Regions from separate parts of the Mus musculus genome. Here region 1 is linked to region 2. A link is a loop called in an ENCODE intact Hi-C map of the cell type or tissue named here. Cell type or tissue: heart. All regions are shown on one strand. Links, peaks and the distances in the headings refer to the core of each region. The heading gives the core; the rest is flanking DNA. Region 1 overlaps Erp44 (endoplasmic reticulum protein 44). Region 2 overlaps Invs (inversin).

Region 1 (10,892 bases), core at 995-8,994, 180 kb after region 2:
GTAACCAATTAGGGAACTCATCTCTGAGGAAGACTAATTTTCCTTCTTTGAACTGTCATTAGTTGCCTGTAACTCTTTGTCTAAGGAGTGGAGTCCCATGAGTATCCCCTTTCTATGATAGTATGTCCATTTGGTGTTTTCAATGTTTAGGTCTTATTTAGCAGCCATATTGCTCTAGCTATCAGGTATAGCTAGCTTCCTTGTTGTTTCTAGGAGACCATCTTACAGCAGGCTTCCTAGTCCTTTGGTTTTTACGACTTTTCTGTTTGCTCTTCTACAGTGTCACGTGGACTTTGGGTACAAGAGCTGTGTTGTAGCTGTAGCCATTGCCCTTTGGTTTTTTGTTTGTTTGTTTGTTTGTTTGTTTGTTTGAGAGGGTCCCTCTAAGTAGCCCAGGCTACCCTGGGGCTTAATATGTAGCTCAGCATCCGATGGTCAACCCTAAAATCACTCATACAAGAAATTCTCAACAGACTCAGCACATTGCATTTATATATTTTTGTACATGTATAGCCCAGCCTTGAATTTGTAATCATCCTACTTAAATTTTCAAAGTGCTGGGGTTGTAGACCTGTGGCACCATACCGAGCTTAAATGGCTTTGCAAGGGCATGTCCTGAATTTTAAAATATCTTTTTTAGATTTTTTTTTATGTGTATGAATGTTTATCTTCATGTAGGTAGGTAGGTAGGTAGGTAGGTAGGTAGGTAGGTAGGTAGGTAGGCAGGCAGGCAGGCAGGCAGGCAGGCAGGCAGGCAGGCAGACAGACAGACCATGTGTGTGTATAGTTTCTGTAGAGTTCAGAAAAGGGAGACAGATCTCTTAGAACTGTTGTTAGGGCTGTCTGTAGACCACCATGTAAGTGTGGGGAACTGAGGTCAAGTCCTCTGCAAGAGGAATAAGTACTCTTAATCACTGAACCATCCTTCTGATCCCATGTTATCACTGAATTTTGATCAAATCCTACTTACTAATTTTTAATGGATCATACTTTATATTTTGTATCTTAAGTTGTCTGTTCTCCCCCAATATTGCAATTTTTTCTGCCATGTTTTCTTCAGTACATTTCACAGTATGAACATTTCCACTTATGCCCATTGTTCATTTGGAGTTAGCTTTTATATGTGGAACAATATATGAGTTAAAGTGGGTAGGTGATCTGTTGTTGTATTTAGTTGCCAGACAGATCCGTCATTACTTGTTGGCAAAAAACCTCTGCCTCTTTGTCACTAACTGCCTTAGCAGCTTTGTTGAAGTGAACTGGCCCTGTCCTTATGACTCTATTTCTGGTCCTTTTTGTACTGTTGATCTAGTGTCTGCTCATCCTGCATGTTGTGAGTTGTTACAGCTTATGGAAGGTCTTGAAAACAAGCGGTATAAATCTTCCAACTTTGTGCTTGTTTTTTCAGAGTGGCTTTGACTGTTTTAGTGGGATTGAATTTCCATGAATCCTAGAAACAGCTTGTTAGTTTCTAACAACAAAGGGGGATCCTGGGTTTCTAATTAGAGTTAACTGCATTGAGAGCAGTTTGGAAAGTTACTATTGTAGTAATCTTAAGTCTTTTGATCCACAAACATTCTTAATCTTTCAATGTATTTAAATATTTTCAGCTTCAGCAATTTTTTTCTCATTTTCCAGTCTACATATAGTACTTTGATACTCATACAACCTACATTAGACTATTTTACTTTTAGATTGATTGCATGTGCGCACATATGTGTATGTTTTCTTACTTACTTGGCTCTACCGCTGCCATCTTATGTGAGGACTCTGTCAGTGCCCTCAGTATGCTCTGACAGATGTGGCCAGTGCCCTCAGTATGCTCTGACAGATGTGGCCAGTGCCCTCAGTATGCTCTGACAGATGTGGCCAGCTCTCCACTGAGTCCAGGCTACGGTAGTGACTTGTCAGATCTTGGCTCTTTATGGCCATTTAAAAAAATCTTTATTTTTCAGAACCTAGACAATTCCAAGAAGTATTGGTTATATAATTTGTAGAATATTTTTCAGTTTGGGTTTGTCTAGGTTCCTCCCACACCGAGGCTTTGCACATCTTTTTTGAGACTTGTTTTTATTTTTCAAGACAGGGTTTCTCTGTATAGCCCTGGTTGTCCTGGAACTTGCTCTGTAGACTAGGCTAGCCTCAAACTCACAGAGATCTGCATGCTTCTGCCTTCTGAGTACTGAGATTAAAGGCATGCGCCACCACTGCCTGATGTAAGATTTATTTTTAACTATGTCTCAGTTTTTGATACTCTTATAAATGGCTTTGGCTTTTAAATTTTAAAATTTTGCATTTTTTGTTAATATGTAGGGATTAAAATTAACACTTTTGTATTGCTTTGTGTTGAAATTTAATTCCAGCAGTTTTTATTTAGAATTTGCATAGCTTTCTAGTGAAAATAATTGTGCTCTATACAAATAAAGTCAGTTTTCCTTCCTGTGGTCAGTGTCTCCTTACCATATCCTGCACAGACAAGTTCATGTGCTCGTGCTTTGGGATTAACTCTGTGGAGTCAGAGGACCCGTTTCCTAGCAAGGTGTTTGCAGAATCAAGATGTCATCCTGACTCTGCACGACTCACTCTATTAGTCTCCTGTTAGGTATTCTGGGAGTCTGCTCTGGCCTGTCACTGTGCTTCACGCTGTCTGTCTTGTTCTGACTCAACTGCTTCACTCAGACGTCTCATCCAGAGTCATAGTGGTGTGTATTGGAGAGGCTCCTGTGAAAAGTTTCTAGCTAAATGAACTGGTGAGCCTGCTCATTGAGTGCTCATGTGGAGTTCAGCTTGTTCTTACATACATTGCCTCAGCTATGGTCACCACAGTCTTTTGAATTAGCTAGTGGTATTTACTCAACCAGAGCATAAGTGCCAATTCTCTGTAATGACATGTGACTGGTCCTAGAGATATAGCAAAATACACTTGTATGCTGTTTTAACTTCTCTGAAGGGGCAGTGTTAATTATGTGATGCATTATATTGATAAGCATAGCTTACTCTGATGGGGTAGGGAAGGAAGCCTCTCAGGATATGATATAAACTTGAAGGAAAAGTAGTACTTCCGCTGTAAGCTCAAGCTGTGTGGTGACAGGTAAGCGTGTGAGGAAGATCTCACTATGGTGTGGCAGGTATGCGTAAAGGTGACATCTCTCTGAGCTGAATCTTGCACAGTCCATTTGGGGAAATATTTGTAAATGCTATCTTCACTTTTCTAATCAGCCCACTTTAAGATTGATGATGAGGTGAGATTATAAAGTTGAGAAACAACAGAATTACAAGCCAAGCCAGTATAGAAATAAAATGCCATTTAAAAAAAATGAAGCATCACACGGGTATTTTAAAGACGTTCTTGGGAAGGCAGTGCACCTACTCATCTCTAAAAACAGGTGGGGAAGTCTTCTCTAGAAGACTGTTTGTTGGTTTATCTTGAAAATTCATTTCAGTGCATATTCCAGGAGCCACTCACTTGGTTTGCTGCTTGCTTTTCCGTGGAGCTCCTCTCCTACCCACTGGCAACTCAGGCAGCCTTCTGTTCTGCCTTTAACCTCACTTCCTTATGTACCCTTCTTAGTAAGGACATTGTGTGAAAGGTTCAGTTCCGTGCTGAGGACTTGGGAGGTGGAGTAGTTCCACCCAGTCGGCACTTGTGTTTCAGGAATGACCTGCACACACCCTTGTTTATCTCTGTCTGCTCTCCTCTGTGCAGCTGAAAGGGTTATTAGCACATGAGCTGGACTTCCATCAGGAAGCCCACCTACTGTTTCATTTTATTGCAACCCCAATGTAGAACTTATATTTCACTTTTAAGCTCCTAAAATTTTTCATTTGCTATACTCATTGTAGGAAATGAATGAACTATAAGGAAAATAGGGAGAGAAAAAGGAAAATGAAGGCATGACTACTAGAAAAGAAACAGAAATTGAACTCAGTCCCAACTGTCTCTGTCCCCGAGCCGACAGGAACAGGTAGTCTTACTGGTCCTACGGAAGAGCAGGATGTCAGGTCTTGTTTTTGCCATTATTCTGACAGTTTTCCTCCTCTTCTCTGTCTAAAGGACTTGGGAAACTACATCTCTAATCAGGATATATGCTGTTGTGTATTCCTTAGATGGGGTGGCAAGAATCACAGCTTCTTATACTATACCAAGGAACTCCACACTGAAACATGGTTTTGGTGTATATGCTATTTGTTGGGGGTTTTAAGGCTTTTCTAAGAGTTTGTCCTGTGTAGACAGGGGTAATATTGGAAGTAGTTACATTAGTTACAGTGGTAGCAATAAAATAGAAGGCCAGGTGTGGTGGCACTTATGCTCAGCCTCAGCATTTCGGAGGCAAAAGCAGATGAATCTCTGGGTTCAAGGCCAGCCATATAGTTTATTAGCCTACACTGGGGAGTCCAGGCTATGCATCCAGGCTAGGATACATAGTAAAATACTGTCTCGATAAATAAATCAGTAAAATGTGAGCCTTGTAAGACTATGGGCCTCACCTCTGTAGTGATCTTTACCAACTTTGGTATCTAGCAGGTAGACTTGTTCACTTGTGGTAATTGAATAGATGAATGGATTATTGAATGCCCACCAATAACTGGAGCATGACAGGTACACTGGTACTTTAAATTGGTTATCTCAGGTCTCTAACAGTACATGTGAGGAGTTTCTTCTGTACTTTTCCACATCTAACTTCATTGATTATAAGGAACTATTTTATCTCCACATGCAGAAAGTATTGTGTGTCTTACAAGGAAGGGAAATGCACTCAGGATCTCGTGTGACTCATGCCAGCTGAGTCAGCGTTTACATGTCTCCATGCAGTGATTGACTGCACACTTGCCTGTTTGACTGGCTGGAGAATTTGCTTTATTCTCAATTAAAACGTCATTGCTAGTTAAGTAGGTTTTATTCAAGGTCAGCAAGATAAAAACTAAAATATTAATAGTGGTTTTTCTGTAGAGACTAGGAATAGTTAATAATGGTGGCTGGATTACAAGTGATTAGTTTTCTTTATAGTTTTTTTCTAAAAGCATTTGTCAAATATGCATATTTTGTATCTCCACGTATATGTGTGTATGCACATGCTTCAAACATACTTTTGCCTGTACTGCAGAACATGAATCCATGCCATCTGCAGTCTCCTCATTTGAGAGTGTGGGAATAGAATTCACCATTCTGATGTTAGTGCTGCCTTTCCCTATGGAAGGTCCTGTCCGTCTGCCCCTGGTGGGACCAGGTTCTCTACTGACCTCCAGTGGCTACAGTCTGTATGGCATTAAGCAGGGACACTCAGTGTTTGTTGGTCAGTGCAGAATCATCTACCCTCCCATGAGCATTTTTTGGAATGCTCTCTGTCCTTGAATTAGACAATATGCTACCATATGCTCAAGTTACTCTTACCTGTCTGTCTTCCAGTGCTACTTGAACCTTCCTTATTTAAAATTAAGCTTTTATGAGACCTGTACATAAATCCTGCATAAAGAACGCAAAAAATATAATTAGCTCATGTGTGTAAGACAGAATTCTGTTGGTCCCGGTAAAAATAGTTGGAAAATAAACAACTATATAGAAAACCACCCAGCACTGCATTACTCGGGGAAAGTAAGCCTCAAGGTCACTTAATGTTTCTGTCTGGAGTTTTATTTGATGGTGTTTCTTGGGGAGGATGCTTGTTTTAGGGCACTATGGTTTGAGAATAGGAAGAGATACGGAAACAGCAGTTGTCCTTCTCCTGGGTTCTGCAGTGAGAACCTTCTGATGAAACCATATGCCTCCTTGGACTGACCTGGATAATAGTAGTGGGCCATAGCTGGGACAAGAGATGACATACTTGCCCTATTTGGAACCCTCCTGGGTATTGTGAGACAGGTAGGAGGAATTCATCAAGGAAAACTTAGTGACCATTGAAGCAAAGTACATGCTAATTTTCTAGTCATGAAGTTATTAACCTCCTGAAATTTCTAATTCCTTTGACATCCATTTTAACATTTGATCTATCTAGTTAATTTTTTAAAAAGCATTTATTATACCCCTGAAGTCATTCTTTGTTACATTGTTAAAATGTTAAGCTGTAATTATTTTAAAATCACGTTTGGCCAAAGCTTATGAAAAGTCACCTTTATGTCTGGACTTACTGATCAATGTAATTTTAAGGGTTTTTCTTCTTAATAATTAAAAGTTACCTCATTGTGCAGCACACCTGCTACCGTGATGTTTGAGAATTAACTCACTGACTAGTCCCCTAATAGTCTTCAAATATTAGGTAACTTTTTTCTTCATAACCAGATTTTTAAGGCAGCCTGATGGTTATAATGACAGAGTATGGAAACAGGCTCTGGCAGCCTATATCAGGAGTCGGGCAGCAGTTCTTTACAGTACTTCTGTTCCTGCTGGGTGAATATTTTCAAAGTCCAACCCCATAGCTATCTGGCCAAGCTATCACAGACAGGATAGCATTCAAATGCTGTTAATAGAACTGCAGGCCCTCAGGGTCTCTCTGATCTTAGTATCCTCTGCTGTATAAAACCTTTTTCTTTTAGTGTATTAAGTTTTCATTACACTCATTGATTTATCAGGTTTAGAAAGTTAAAAGGGGAAAACAAGAGAGACCAAAACTGTGAATGCAGTTTGGTTAGGTAGGTAGGGCTTGGGGAGAATCTAGGAGAAGTTATGGGAGAGGGGTGAAAATGATCAAAATACATTGTATGAAATTCTCAAAGAACTAATTAAGATGTTATTTTACAAAAAGAAAATTGAAAACATTATATTGTCTCTAGTAGAATCTTTTACTGTTCATTTTCAAACTGGTTCTTAGATTGCAAATTTAAAATAAAACGGTTACTCCTATTAGACTAGTCATTTTTGTGCTAGTCTGTCACAAATCCTTTCTGCCAGACCCTTGGTAGGAGTAAAATAAAGACCAGATATGTTCACCCCTTGCTGGAAACTTAGACACTCACCTCATTTATATTAACTCTGACTATACACTTAAGTTGTACAGGACAGGGTCTTTGTAGGGCTTGATATTTTCAGTATAGATTTTGAGGATTTAGTTTTGGTTTTGCCAATGTGGTGGACAAAAACCTTCATCTGGTAGTTTAATCAATAGCTTCCTGATGACAGCTGAGCATGTTTTTATGTTTATTGGCCATCTGTGATTCATAAATTGAACAATTTCTTTAGTTCACTTATTTTTTTTGATGGTCCTTTTAAAATGCAGTTCTCTTTCTTTCTTTTTATCCATATGATCATTTGTTTCTTGTGTATGTTACAAGTACCTCTCTCCTAGTTTGTCATAAAAACCCATGATCTTGCCAGGTATGATGGTGCATACAAGTTGGTGGATCATGAGTTCAAGGCTAATCTGGCTACATAGCAAATCTGAGGGCAGCCTGGGTTGCATGGTGAGACCCTGTTAAAAAACAACCCAAAATGTATTTAACCTCAAAGTGCTTTCTTGTCTATATGGGACTCCAAAATCTGTCAAGCCTGGTGGCAGTGTGTGATCCTGACTCAGGGTTACAGGTTCCTTGCCTGAGTAAACATTGTCCCCTAAGCACCCCAGGCTAGAGCAGCCCTCCTCTGTTTTCTGCCTGCTTCTCCTCCACACCCACCCTCAGTCTCCTGGGTTGCCCTAGCACTCAGTAAGTGCCCGTTGAGACTATGCTTTGTGTCTTAGGCCCTCGCAGGCTCCTCTGCTGGGCCAGGAGTGTTGTCTGGGAAAGGCTTCATGGCTTCTGTCTCTTTTGCTTTTGCAGGAGTAACACCGAGTCCTAAACTGCAACTGCCGATTTAATTTCTAAAAGGAAACCTCTAGGGAAGAATGTGGCTGTGATCTTGGCTATCTAGAAAGGGTCTTTTCTTTGGGGGACATTTCAGTTTCTTTAGTCATTGTGGCTTTTGTGATTTTTGATATCTTTAAAAATATACTTTTAAAAAATGTTCAATTTTTGCTAGTTATTATAGTGAAGCAGTAGATGTGTGGCAGTGAAGCACCTGCTGTAGATTGGCGTGCTTGTTCTTTAAAATGTAAATATGCCCCTGCCAGCATATTACACTAAAAGTCTAAGCAGACATCAGTGGCAAAAGCTTTTAGTGTTTCATCAAGTTATTTGGTATTTATTTAAATATCTTCTTCTCAGATAAAGGAAGCCATTCACTTCTATTTCTGAAGTGTGAATGGATGTTGAATTTTATTGAATGGTTTTCTGCTCCTTTTGAGGTAATACAATATTTCTTTCTTTAGGGTCTTAGTCTCTCCTTGTGGTTTTAAGTTACAGTTCCCCCATGGTTGGTGGTGGTGGCATTTCCCCCATATACCTACATAGACCTACTTTTGTGAACTATCTATTAAGATCTTTTACCCACTTTTCAATTGAGTTACTTGTATTTTCACAGTATACTTTTTTGAATTCTTTATACATTTTGAGTGTTGACTCTGTTCAGTGTTAACTTACATATATTTTCCAGTCAATAGATTGCCTCTGTAACTCTTAAAAACTGTTCTGTTTGCTTGGTGAGAGCTTGTGTGTGTGTGGTGTGTGTGTGTGTTGTTTTATATATGTGTGGGTTTTTTATTGGTTATTTTATTTATTTACATTTCAAATGTTATCTCCCTTCCCAGTTTTCCCTCCACAAACCCCCATCTTTCCCCCCCCCCTCACCTCTATGAGGGTGCTTCCCCACCTGCCTACCCACTCTGGCTTCAGTGCCCTAGTGTTCTCCTCCATTGGGGCATCCAGCCTCCACAGGACCAAGGGCCTCCCCACTCCCTTTGATGCCTGACAAGGCCATCGTCTGCTACACATGAGTCTGGAGCCATGGGTCCCTCCATGTATATTCTTTGGTTGGTGGTTTGATCCCTAGGAGCTCAGGGGGCAGGGGGGGTCTGGTTGGTTGATATTGTTGTTCTTCCCATGAGGTTGCAAACCCCTTCAGCTCCTTCAGTCCTTGTCCTAACTTCTCCATTTGGGTCCTTGCACTCAGTCTGATGTTTGGCTGCATGCATCTGCATATCTATTGATCAGGCTCTAGCAGAGCCTCTCAGGGGGCTGCTCTACCAGGCTCCTGTCAGCAAGGGCTTCTTGGCATCAGTGTGTGTGTGTATGTGTGTGTGTGTGTGTGTGTGTGTGTGTGTGTGTGTGTGTGTGTATGTGTGTGTGTGTGTGTTTTATTTGTTATTTATTTATATTTCAAATGTCATAGTGTATGGGTTTGGTGTCTGCAGATGGGATGGATCCCTAAGTGGGGCTGTCTCTGGATGGCTTTTCCTTCCGTCTCTTCTCCATTCTTTATCCCTGCAGTTCCTTTTGACAGAAGTTCTGGATTAATATTTTTGAAGTAGGTGGGTGGCCCCATCCCTCAACCGGGGATCGTGCCTATCCACTGCATATGGTCTCTACATGTTCTGTCTCCCCTTTGTTGGATATTTCAGCTAGTTTGAGATAATCCCGTTTGTCTGTTTGCTCCTGTTGCCTGTACTTCAGAAGTCTTATCCAAACATTCTTTGCCCAGGCTGATAGCATGAAGTGTTTCTCAGTTTTGTATTTTACTCCCGTAGGCTGAGACTCTTAATTCTTACTGACATTACTGATATCAAATACTTTATCTACCAAATATCTGTTAAATTTCAAAGCAGCAATACTGGTATTAATGTTTTAAATATTTTATACTCATGGTAAATATTTACATGGTTTCAAGCTCAGAATTATAAAACCAAATGTTAGAATGAAATCTAAATTTCTTCCATAGCATTCACATTTTTCTCCTACTTTCTTTTCTTTCAGTTTTCCTCTTTTTTATTTACTTTTTTATTTTTTAGAAAAGATTTATTTATTGTATGTATGTGAGTACACTGTCTCTGCCTTCAGACACATCAGAAGAGGGCATCAGATCCCATTACAGATGGTTATGAGCCACCATGTGGGTGCTGAGAATTGAACTCAGGACCTCTGGAAGAGCAGTCAGTGCTCTTAGCTGCTGAGCCATCATCTCTCCAGCCCAGTTTTAAAGCATTTTAATTAAACGTCATTGTCTCTATGTTTTGCTGCAGATGCTTATTTGTCAGAGAGCATGTGTAGTGTGCTGGAGAGTCAAGGTATATGTGACTGATCCACATTGTTGTGATCTTTGCACTGTTAGGAAGACCTCTGTGTATTTAAAGACTCCCATACGTGTGCTCCCATTGTCATGCCATGTTTTCTCGTTCATCCCTTGCCCAGCAGGGCTCAAACCATATTGTAGCGTGTCTCTTGTAATGGATGCACTTACTGGTTCGCTCTGAAGTAATCAGCTCCTAAACCAGACAGGCTATGGCTTTGTTAAATGTGTAACATTGGGTTAATAATTCAGATTTAAGAAACTTTGCTAATGAATTGTGCTTTCCTCCTCATAAATCCTGTATGGATTTTACGAGACTATTATGTGATCTAAATTGCACGTAGACTTTTATCCATCTCTTTTGAGAACTCCAACCTTAACTTCTAATATTCCTTTAGTATTCTCTAAATGCTTGTCCTGGAGAGAAACAGTGCAGCTTTGACTTAGCAAATGTTGTAAGTACTTCTGCCTCTTTCTGAGCACTGCAAAGGCCGTGGGATATAGAATGTAATTTACCTCCTGCTTATCACCCTCCTCCTAGCTTATATGCTGCAATTGCCATGTAGTTTTAATTTATACCCTACCTCACAAGGCATAGTTATTGTATTGCTGTTTTTATATTCTGATATCTATGTGCCATGCTATGCTATGTATTTGCATTGTCTCATTTGATTCATGAAACAACCTTGTTATAATAGAAGTCACCCTTCCTGTAACAGATGAAAAGTGAGGGCATTGCAATTTATGCACATTAAAGGTTCATGGAGCCTGTAAGCAGTAGATTCAGAATTTAAATCCAGGC
Region 2 (10,892 bases), core at 1,617-9,616:
CTTTAAACCTGTTAGGGACTGATTTGCTCATGATTAACAGCAGGGGCTAGAGATCCAAACGCACAAATACATAAGCACCCAGGACACTGTGAGGATAAGGGGTGTGTGAATGCATGGGCTGCCTTGAGAAGGACAAGCAAGTTACACTGCCACAGAGACACACAGATCGCGGTGGGAAACGCCCGAGAGTGTCTGCTCTGTGATAGTCCATGCAGACTCTCAGCTGGACTAGATTAAAAATACTCAGCTCAATATAGCACACAGCAGAGTTTGTCTATGATGGTGGTTTTGAGAGACAGATCGTGAGGCCTCTAGTAACGAATGGATACATCTCTTGGTGACCTTACTATAAAGAGGTGAGAGGCAGCGGTGGGGCCTGGCTGGAGGAAGGAGGTCACTGGAGGTGGGCTTCTGAAGCTACATTTTGCTTTGCCCCTTCCTGTTCTCTTCCCTTGCTCTTTGGCTCCCACAATATGAGGTGCTGTGTGCTACCATATCCCCCCCAGGAAGGATAGGGGCCACAGAAACCATGAGCCAAAAGCTTTCTTCCTTTAAGTTGTTTTTCTGTCAGTCATTTTGGTAACGGCAGCGCAGGAGTAACTAACTCACAGCCCTGTGCTTCCATTTGACAAAGGGAGAAATTAAGGCATAGAAGGCATGTCCAATGTGTAGCCACTGGGCTTGTCCCAGGCTGGCTATGAATATGGTCAAACGCACGTGTGTCTGACAACGTCATGTCACAATCTCAAAAGGCTGGAAGCTGGTGAGATAGCTCAGCGGGTAGAGGTGATGCTAGGTAAGCGTGGTCACCTGAGGCGAGTCCCACAGACCCACATGAAGGTAGGAAGACATGACTGACCCACAGAGTTAGCCTCTGACCTCCACATATGTGCCAAGGTGTTTGCACCTACACACACATACCATGCACACACAGCACATGGGGGGAAAAGACTGTACACTTCTTCTTTTTTTTTTTAAAGATTTATTTATTTATTGTATGTAAGTACACTGTAGCTGTCCTCAGACACACCGGAAGGGGGCGTCAGATCTCATTATGGATGGTTGTGAGCCACCATGTGGTTGCTGGGGTTTGAACTCAGGACCTTTGGAAGAGCAGTCAGTGCTCCTAACCGCTGAGCCATCTCTCCAGCCCTGACTGTACACTTCTATAGAGTGCCAAATGACTTCTAGGAAGAGGTCTCAGGACCACTGCAGTGGCAGTCACTGAATGTCTATTTATTGAATTCTTACCATACCCCACACACTGTAGGGTACGGAGATATGACACGATACACAGTCCTTGCTCCTAAGGAGCTGATGCTTAAGTCTGGGAAGCAGATCCACAACCTCCTGCAGACAGGGAGGGGGATCCGGACGGGATGAGTGCTATGTCTGTGGCTTCTACACAGACATAGGGGATGCAGGAGGCAGACACTAATTAGACAGAGAGGAAAGGACTCCTTATGAAGAATGTCAAAACAGGAGCGGAGGGAAGGAAGAGGTTATTCCAGGCAAGGGAGGGGTAGGGGGAAGACCATAAGCAAAGACTTGCAACCCAGCTCTCACCTGGTCTTTGACTTAGAAGACATTTCAGAGGCAGAGCTTTCTGTGATTTTAAATTCCCTTTGATGATGCCCTGTAGAGAGGACAACTGAGCTCCTGCTGCAATGTTTCTGGTGAGAGGAGCTGATTACTGCTTGAGATGGAGCAGGCTTGGCTGTAACCTTTCCTGTTGCTTGGTTTCCAGCGTCTGTCAGAGTCTATCTCTTCATTGTCTCCAAGTAACAGGTAGAGTAGTATTTGGTCTTTAACTTCCTCCCCAGGGGATAAGAAAATGTGTGTCTGGGACCTCTGGCTTATAGAATGTTAGTGCTGGAAGGACCTCAGAAATCATTCAGTCCAGTTACAAGAAAATTCTTTGTGGCTCACCAGCCTCTTTGATAACGAGAGTTTAAAAAAAAAAAAGTTGTAGCTCCTCTTTTGATAAAATGGATATATGCTCTTGACATAGGAAAATCTGTATATGGTCAAAGGGCATTCCTAGGACCTTGAAGGCCATCTGATTAAGGAAACTTTATCCTCTGACGGGAGATGGAGGTTCTGAGGAGTTAGGTTGCACAAAGGAGGCCACAGAAGTAGCTCCTTGTGGATGAGATGACCTTGAGTAGGACAGCGAAATGCTCAGCCCTGAAGGACTGGGGATGTTCAGGGGAGCAGGCCGAAACAAACTCTAGTATGAAACAAAGGATGTCTGTGGTACAAATGGGAGTCTCATGAGCACCCCTCAGAGTTGGTTTGTGAGAAAATACGCCGACTTCTGTCTTTGGCTTTCAGGAGTAGATCCAAGGAAAACCCCTCTTGGGCTAGAGAGATGGGTCAGCAGCTAAAAGCATGTCCTGCTCTTTAGAGGACCTGAGTTTGGCTCCCAGCATCCAACCAGGCAGCCTTACAACTGCCTGTTAACTCCAAACCTCCGGGGATCCTAGGCCTCTCTGGTCTCCATAGGCACTTGCACTCACATGCACACATTCAGACACAGGCACACACACATACATGTAATTAAGCATGACTTAACAAAAAAGAGAAGCAGTGTCAGAAACCTCCACTGATGGAATGTGCTTTCTTTGGAAAGACCAAATTCCCCATCATTTGATTTGGGGACACAGAACTCCTTATAGAGAGGACTTCAGCTTGAACTGGGCAGCCAGCCTGGGCTTACTTGTGTAAGTTTACAAGGCTATCTCAGTCTCATACTAGCCAGAAGGAAGAACAGGTCTCTCAGTGGGGTCAGTAAGGAAGGACAGAAAATTTGAGATGGCTGACTATCAAGTCTGAAGTTGTGTGGGTGTCCAGACAAGAAGAGACCTGGAGACAATACTGGGATTTAAGAATATAGATGTGGTGTTCCCGTGGTCCAATGTGTTGGCATCTGACCATAGGTTGGTAAAGTACAAATGCACAGGGGGGGCAGCTGAAGACATAGGGATCAGAGTTCCAATAGGTTATGGTGGGAGATTGAGTAAGAGGTTTTCTAGAGAGATGACCTAATTAAAAGTAATAATAAAAAATTTTTTTGAGTCAGGGTCTCTAGCTATGTTGCTTTGACAGGTCTTGAAGCCCTGTGTAGGAGGAATGAGTCAGCGCATCTTGACTGGCGGCCCATAATGGCACACACATCTTACAACCTTAAGATCTGCCTGGCACATGGAGACAAATGACAACAGAGCACATGACCTGGCCAGCTAATCAGATGATGCCAGCCACAGGGAGAAAGATGTCATGGACCAGTGGGGCACAGGTGGAGGGTATAAAGGCACACCCCAATCCCACGAAAATTAGTCTGCTTCTGCAAACTCACCTGACTCCCAGAGTCTGTGCTGTTGACTCCCCATCTTATTTCCTATCCACAAGGACCGCCCAGAGGGGTCGAGGGCTAGGGCAACAGCCCTGAATTCATGTGGCCCTTCTGCATCCCTCCAAAGGAGTTGGAACTCAACGTGCACCTGTGTGCTGGCTCTAGTTTAATTTTTAAGACTGGGTACACTTCCAGTAGGAAATAAGATAGCACCTGTAGAGGTCTGAAGAGTAGGGGTGAGCTCACTGTGGAGATGGTGTAATTCCCAAGACAGAGGAAGGAAGAGCAAGAGAGATGAGAATGAAGTAAAATCCTGTAAACGGGAGGCTCCCAGGAAGACAAGCGATTGACATAAACAAGTTCTGCCGAAGCCTGACCTCCACTCTGTGCTCTGGCAGGTAAATTACACTGTGCTTATTCTGGCTGCAATAGAAGCAGTGCCTAAGAGCTATAGAGTGCTTTTAAGTAAGTATGGGTATTTCTTAAATAGGACTTTAAAAAATATCTCTTAGAAAATATATCTAATCTTGTTTCTCCCAACTTCTCCAACAGGAATTAGAGATCACTTTCCGTCATGTTTAATGGGTCCCTTTCAATTGCTTACTTTACAAAGGTGATTCCTGATGTCCAAACATGGTTAAATGAGAAAAGGACATTGAGATAATGCCACGTGCCTGGCACACCTTCATCAAAGATGCAGCAGCAGAATTCTGGGGTTTAGTTCTTAAAGCAAAATCTTGAAGACAAATTAAACAATGACTAGGTCTTTAAGCAATAACATCCGAGAGTTAAGTGAGACAATTGAGAGCAGTCTCCAAGAGCTTCACCTGGGGTCTACTTAGTGATGAGTGCGGAGGTGGGTCTATACAGTGATGAGTGCGGAGGTGGGTCTATACAGTGATGAGTGCGGAGGTGGGTCTATACAGTGATGAGTGCGGAGGTGGGTCTATACAGTGATGAGTGCGGAGGTGGGTCTATACAGTGATGAGTGCGGAGGTGGGGTTTACAAAGGATGAGTGAGGGAGGCGAGGGCTGGAAACTTTGGACTCTACTTTCAGCACTGGCACAGTAAAGGGCTGTCTGTCTGTCTGTCTGTCTGTGCATGAGGAAGAGCAGGAGGAGCTGCAGCTTTCCAAGTTTAAGTTGCAGTATGATCACAAGCAAGCCCAGCTGCCATTTAAGAGTTCCCAAATGTTAGCTTCAGAAGCTAACACTAAAAACAAAGAGGCGCTTTCTTCTTTTGTGGAGGACCTCACTGGAATAACAAGGAGGGAGGTTGGTCTGGCGTTCTCTAAATCTCCTTGCTGTTTCCAGCCCCTGGCACAGGATACTGAAATACGAGTTAGGAAAAGATAGCGCTGGAAAGCACAATGCTGCTTCAGGGTGCGGATGGTGCAGCCCCATCCTGTGACAAGTACAGGACATGGCACAAGTCAGTTCTCAGTCTCCAGCTCTGCACTAACTCAACAGTACGTTCATCCAAACTTGTGGTCCCTTTGGGAGACAAAGGGGCTTCCGGTGCAGACTTGGGTCTCCACAGACCTGGAGAGTGCCCCCAGATCAGGCAGTCTCCCAGAGAGGACACTGTCTTTGATCAGGCCATCACAGTAAATCTCACAGGCTGGCTGTGCATCCAGTCTTCCTACTCTCCTACTCCTCTCACTCTGCTGGGAACCCAGGGACAGGAAAGAGTTCATCTCCCGTCTGTACCAATGATGCAGAATATGTCCCTTACAATGTCAGCCACGGGGCCTCTGGAGAGCTGACTGGATTCTGAAGGATTCTGACATTAGCTGAGGTATATGGAACCATCAGCAGGAGGAAATACAGCAGCCCATGGTACACTTGTATTTTCTTTAGTTTCTGTTTCCCATTGTGAACCTGGGTCTAAAATAGTAAATAGAAAACTCTAGGAATAACCAGTTTTAAATGTTGTGCCATTCAGAGCAATGTCATTTTGAGGATCACAGCTGTGGCGCGATAGTGCTGTGTTCAAACAACCTTCACACTTAACAATGCCTCTGAAGTACAGGAGCAGAAATGCCAAAAATTCAGATCTGTCAAAAAGGGCTTTCTTCAGATGAAAGGTTTGAAAACAGTGCACAGGCGATTTTGAGAGGGAATGCGAGCGCACTGCTTGTAGCGTTCCCTTGCTCTATTGTTAGGGTGCCCCTGCTGTACTGCCGTCTCAATCCATTATTGTGCGGCTTATGTTAAAAAACAAGCAGCACGGGCACACCCGAGGCAGAGGCAGGCGGTTCTCTGTGAGTTCAAGGCCTACCTATTCTACATAAGGAGTCTAGGGGTGGGGAGGAGAGACTGCACATGCTACATTACACACCTGTCAATCAGCGCATGAGCACGCACACACAGACACACACACAGACACACAGACACACACAGACACACACAGACACACACACACACACACACACACACACACACACACACACACACACTTACTTGCCCACATGCCAGGAGGGGCAAGAAGATGAGTTCTCTATTGGTAGCCTACTCGTTGCTGGGTCGTCCTTCCTTAAGTCCTCTTAAGATAGAGGGCAGAGCAAGAAGGTGACAGCGTTGGTCCATTCCGAGCTCTGGCCCCTCCCTCCCACGCCCACCCAGCTTCCCTTCTCAGCTTAGAGCGAGCGATCTCGGTGGCTCACACTTACTTGGCTGCAGCGTCTTTCCTCAGCTGTTCGTGCTTCATGAGGAGGTTCTTCCGGTCTCGGAAGGCTTTTCTGACCTTGTATCCTTTGTAGACTGCTTGGATTTTGAAGGCAGCGATGTCTTGTATAGCTGCGATGGACAGGGCACCATGTTCCAGCATGAACTGGATCACCTCATGGCGCTCACCAAGCAATGCATAATCAAGGGGTGTGTACCTAAGGTTAAAGGAAGACTGATTTGGAATGGATTGTGATTCAAGGCACAGTAGAGCGGACACATTAGCACCTAGCAGTACCCTTATTCAGCCAGGAGGTGGCGCCACACACCTTTAGTTCCACCAGCCTACAGAGTGAGTTCCAGGACAGCCAGTGCTACGAAGAGAAACCCCTCATTTTACCACTGGCTATTTCCCAGGCAAAGCCTGATGTGTTCACCTTCTTTCTCTAAGGAATACAAAACAGGAGGTTGCGGATTCAGCCTTTGTGCGGCTGAGCTCTTGGAGCTGGCTCACAAGTTAGAGCAGTGGTTCTCAACCTTCCTCATATTGTGACCCTCTAGTACAGTTTCTCAAGTTGTGGTGACCCCCAACCATGAAATTCGTTCTGTTGCTACCTCATTAACTGTAATTTTGCTACTATTGTGAATCACAATGTAAATACATGATATACAGGACATCTGCTCTGCAACCCCTGTAAAAGGGTTGTTTGGCCCAAAAAGGGTAGAGAGCCATAGGTTGAGAAACGTTGAGGTAGCAGCTATGGGAACACATAAACACTTCTCTTTTTGTCTTGTGCCAAGTGATTCCCTACATCTGTCTGAAAACATTCTCCAAATTACTTTTCTGTAATTACTATAATTAATGCTTACAAAAAGAAGCCTGTTTTCAGATAGGGGAGACTGACTCCATGACACAGAGGGTCCCTACTACAAGTCACTGCGGGGAGCTGAATTGTGGACTGAATGGTGTTGGTAGCCACCTGGGTAAAAGAGACTTTTTTGTTTACTTGTTTTTGAAGCAGGATTTCTCTATGTAGCCTGTGGTTTGTGTATGCTTGCGCCTGTTGGAGTAGGTGTGTCACTGTGGGCATGGGCTTTAATACCCTAGTCCTAGTTCCCTGGAAGTCAGTCTTCCCCTAACAGCCTGCAAATGAAGATGTAGAACTCTCGGCTCTTCCAGCACCATGTCTGCCTGGACACTGCCATGCTCCTGCCTTGAAACAGACTGAACCCCTGAACCTGTAAGCCAGTCCCAACATTTGTTGCCCTTATAAGAGTTGCCTTGGAGCCGGGCAGTGGTTGCACATGCCTTTAATCCCAGCACTTGGGAGGCAGGGGCAGGCGGATTTCTGAGTTGGAGGTCAGCCTGGTTTATAGAGTCAGGGCTACACAGAGAAACCCTGTCTCGAAAAACCACAAAAAAAAAAAAAAAAAAAAAAAAGACACCATGACACCTTGGTCATGGTGTCTGTTCAATAGCAGTAAAACCCTAACTAAGACACAACCACTAAAGATATGTGCAGCCACGCCCAGCTAAAGAGTCTTGCATATTGCATCATAAGCTGAACTAGCCCAGATGGAGCAAAGAGCTACATATAAGAAAAGAGACCGGGGCTGGTGAGATGGCTCAGTGGGTAAGAGCACCCGACTGCTCTTCCAAAGGTCCGAAGTTCAAATCCCAGCAACCACATGGTGGCTCACAACCACCCATAACGAGATCTGATGCCCTCTTCTGGTGCGTCTGAAGACATCTACAGTGTACTTACATATAATAAATAAATAAATAAATAAATAAATAAATAAATAAATAAATAAATCTTTAAAAAAAAAAAAAAAAAAAAAAAAGAAAAGAAAAGAGACCACGCAGGGACTGGAAGATTTCATGGAAGATTGGAGAAATAGTGAGCAGGAGGTTATTTCTGAAAAAGTGAGATGGAACTTAAAAATCATAAAAACGACCAGTAAATGAGACTAAATAATAAAAAATTTATAGGGGAAAACATCATTTAAATGATACATATATATTTTAAGACTTGGGATGGGATTAAAGTATAAAAACTGAAATAAAAATATTCTCCCAATGGTGGCAGTAATGCCACTTCCAATCAGACTTGATCTTTTGGGGTCTTAGCTGTCTGTGTTAAAGTGAATGGGGAAAGTGGGAGGTGGATGGAAAGGGCTTGCCCCATGCCCAGCATGCAGCAGACCCTGTCTATCTATGAGCACAGGACCCACACTGCAGCAGGGGTTATGATGCTGCAGGTGCCTGCCGCCAACACTTCCATAGGACCCAAACTCATGTTTACCCAGTGACAACTGCACACCGAGGCACATCTGCAGGGTGATGGAGGTGGTCCACACAACCATGGATCACCACGCACAGTGGGAAAAGGAGACGGATGTAAGAATGCAAGGTTAGACTCAGAAGACCTCATAATGGCTACTGAAAAGTAAATCTCTCTGCAAACCATACCCAATAGTTACAGAAGGCATAAAAGGAAGAGGTTTTCAGAACAAGGGTGGTTTGCTTGCTTCAAGAAGGAGACTGAATTCAGAGACTGTGTTGGGTGACTAACAGATCATGAATAGTTTCCTCACTGAAACCCCAATAGCTGAAAAAAAAAACTGGTCATTTCAGAACACCTCAATTCAGGACACATCACTACTGTTTAGGGAAAAGAGGACCATAAATAAGTAGCCTCAAATGATACTTAAGTAGGTATTATTTTGTAAACTTTGAAGAATTAAGAATTGGACAGTGCCTCTTCTGGCTGCACATCCACTAATGAGATGATCAGAGAGCCACTGAGCACAGGGTAGCAATGTGAACTGATCTTTACAAGTCACTAAATGCAACACCTTCATTTCATAAATAAATAGAGACCCAGGAAAGTTAAGCAACGTGTTGACAATTACACAACCAGTTTGTACAGAATGTAGACTATAATTGATTGCAAGTAGCTCCCAGTTTAATATAACCCCCTTTTCTATCAACTCTTGAATACATTCTGGTAGAACAGAAGTGCCAGTGAGATCAATTTGCATACAATATGTGTATTTAGTAAGGTTTTATTGCTATGTTTATTCCTTTTAATTTCTTCCTTTGAATTTTTGTGGAAATATTTTAAAGCTAATTGTCGAGTCCTGTCAGTCCATCTCTCTGTGTCTCAGCATTCATCTACACCTAACACAGGCACAGCCGCAAGGATATGCTAACAAAAATATAGCAGTGACTTCTTAGTAAAATATAATGCATAACTCCTCCAATTAAGATTTTTGATCCAATCGCTCTTAGCTTCAAGCAGACAGAATGTAAATATCTAGCCAGGTTTTAAGGCTGACGTTTATATCTAGTGTTTCAGCAACTGTGTTGTCCTTATTATTCCATCCCACATTCCATTTAGAAACGTTCAAGCCCTGTGAATATTCCCATTGACATGAGAGAGTGGCTGTCAGATAGCTATTGACTGAGAGCCAGAAGAAGTTGGCAGAAATGATGTCTATTTGAGGTACATCACTTGGTTAATGTCTATGCACAAGAAGTATAAATTAGCACTATATTGATGGTAACCAGCCAAGAAACAATGTAGACACTGATGAGAGATAACATACAATTGGACCTGCCACATGGGGACGGGATGATGGGCTCAGCAGAATGCCCAAGCCAGAATGTCAATAAGCATAAGCAGCAATGCCAGCTTCTTACATGTGTACATCCATGTGCACTGCTATGGAAACAGAAGCAGGCCACCACTCCCTCCATTTTTCCATTGTTTCTTTACAAAGAGAGCAGCTAGGAAGTAACATTGTTATAGTAAATCCTTCTTTTTAATTATTGATTGACGATGATATGATGTGGGGTGTGTGTGTGTGTGTGTGTGTGTGTGTGTGTGTGTGTGTGTGCGTGTGAGGATGTGGGTGAGCAAGTGCCATGGTACACAGAGATCTGAGAACAGCCTTCAGGAGTTGGTTCTCTCCTACTGCAGGCTCTGGGGACAGAGCTCAGGCCTTGTGCAGTAAGTGCTTTTATCCGCAGAGCCATCCTTTTGGCCTAGAAGTTCTTTAAAAGAAATCACTAATTTAGGGGATTCTTATCTTTCCCTTCTGTTTTCCATTTGTAGCTTAAAAAGAAGCCCTTTCAGTTTTTTTTTTTTTCTGTAACAAAGACAGACTCTGGAAGAGGATGTGAAGTCTGACCATAGACTTAGTTATTACCTACAGTTCCCAGATCCAAGAGCCACAGAGTCTCCCCGCTTGGACACCAGCGAGCACTGTCCGTTTCTAACCATGCTGGGGGTGGACCCGGGCACTGGAAACTGAGCTACACTCCCAACCATGACTGAGTCCTCGGGTGACGGCCCTAGCCTATCGCCGTGAACTGTGCTTGAAGAAGGCAATAGATATGGATATTTATAGCTGTTCAGCTTTCATCTCAGCCTCTCCATGTTTTCAGACACTCGATGGCTGCCTTTTGTTCACTAACTAATTATATCCTCACCAGTAATAGAAACAACGCATACATAACTCACTCTGCTGACATGATGAATTCCTCGGCCTGGCCAGTCACAGGTTCACTGGCCTTATGTTAAGTGCAAGCTTGAAGAGGGTCCTTTTCCCTGCCTGCAGATGCGAACACGTGGTAAGTAGTACTCAGAAGTTCTGAGCAGGTGCAAAACTCCCATGGTTCTAAGCGAACGAACTCGGGAGGAAAATTTGGCTCTTTCCTCTGGCTCAGGATTGCTTGCTACAGTATTTGCCTATGAGTATACTTGCTATTTCTGAACCAATATCTCAACTTGAGATTTTTTTCCATCTGAAAGGAAGGATGTAAGATGAACAACACTATACTCACTCCCTCTCCCCGTCAACG

What was found. A loop is a pair of places that touch in the nucleus more often than their neighbours do. Peaks named below come from ENCODE experiments on the same cell type or tissue, not always from the same donor. Only the 100,000 strongest peaks of a DNase experiment are listed, where the experiment ranks them.
Region 1: a loop joins it to region 2, with 8 times the contacts of the local background. A loop is called at or near these places in 2 of 42 quality-filtered maps.

The regions. Positions count from the first base shown.
Region 1 is chr4:48,219,697-48,230,588 of GRCm38, reverse strand. All of the region lies in intron 4 of Erp44 (endoplasmic reticulum protein 44), which reads left to right. Among named protein-coding and RNA genes, the nearest start is that of Mir1958, 12 kb to the right of the region's middle. In heart, for the core only: a CTCF peak has its summit at 5,259 (motif pointing left); no DNase peak of the experiment used is centred there.
Region 2 is chr4:48,402,946-48,413,837 of GRCm38, reverse strand. It overlaps Invs (inversin), which reads right to left. Exons shown (of 17, transcript NM_010569.4): 12 at 6,028-6,240. Among named protein-coding and RNA genes, the nearest start is that of Tex10, 65 kb to the left of the region's middle. In heart, for the core only: a CTCF peak has its summit at 6,329 (motif pointing right); no DNase peak of the experiment used is centred there; H3K4me3 peaks cover 719 bases; H3K27ac peaks cover 496 bases.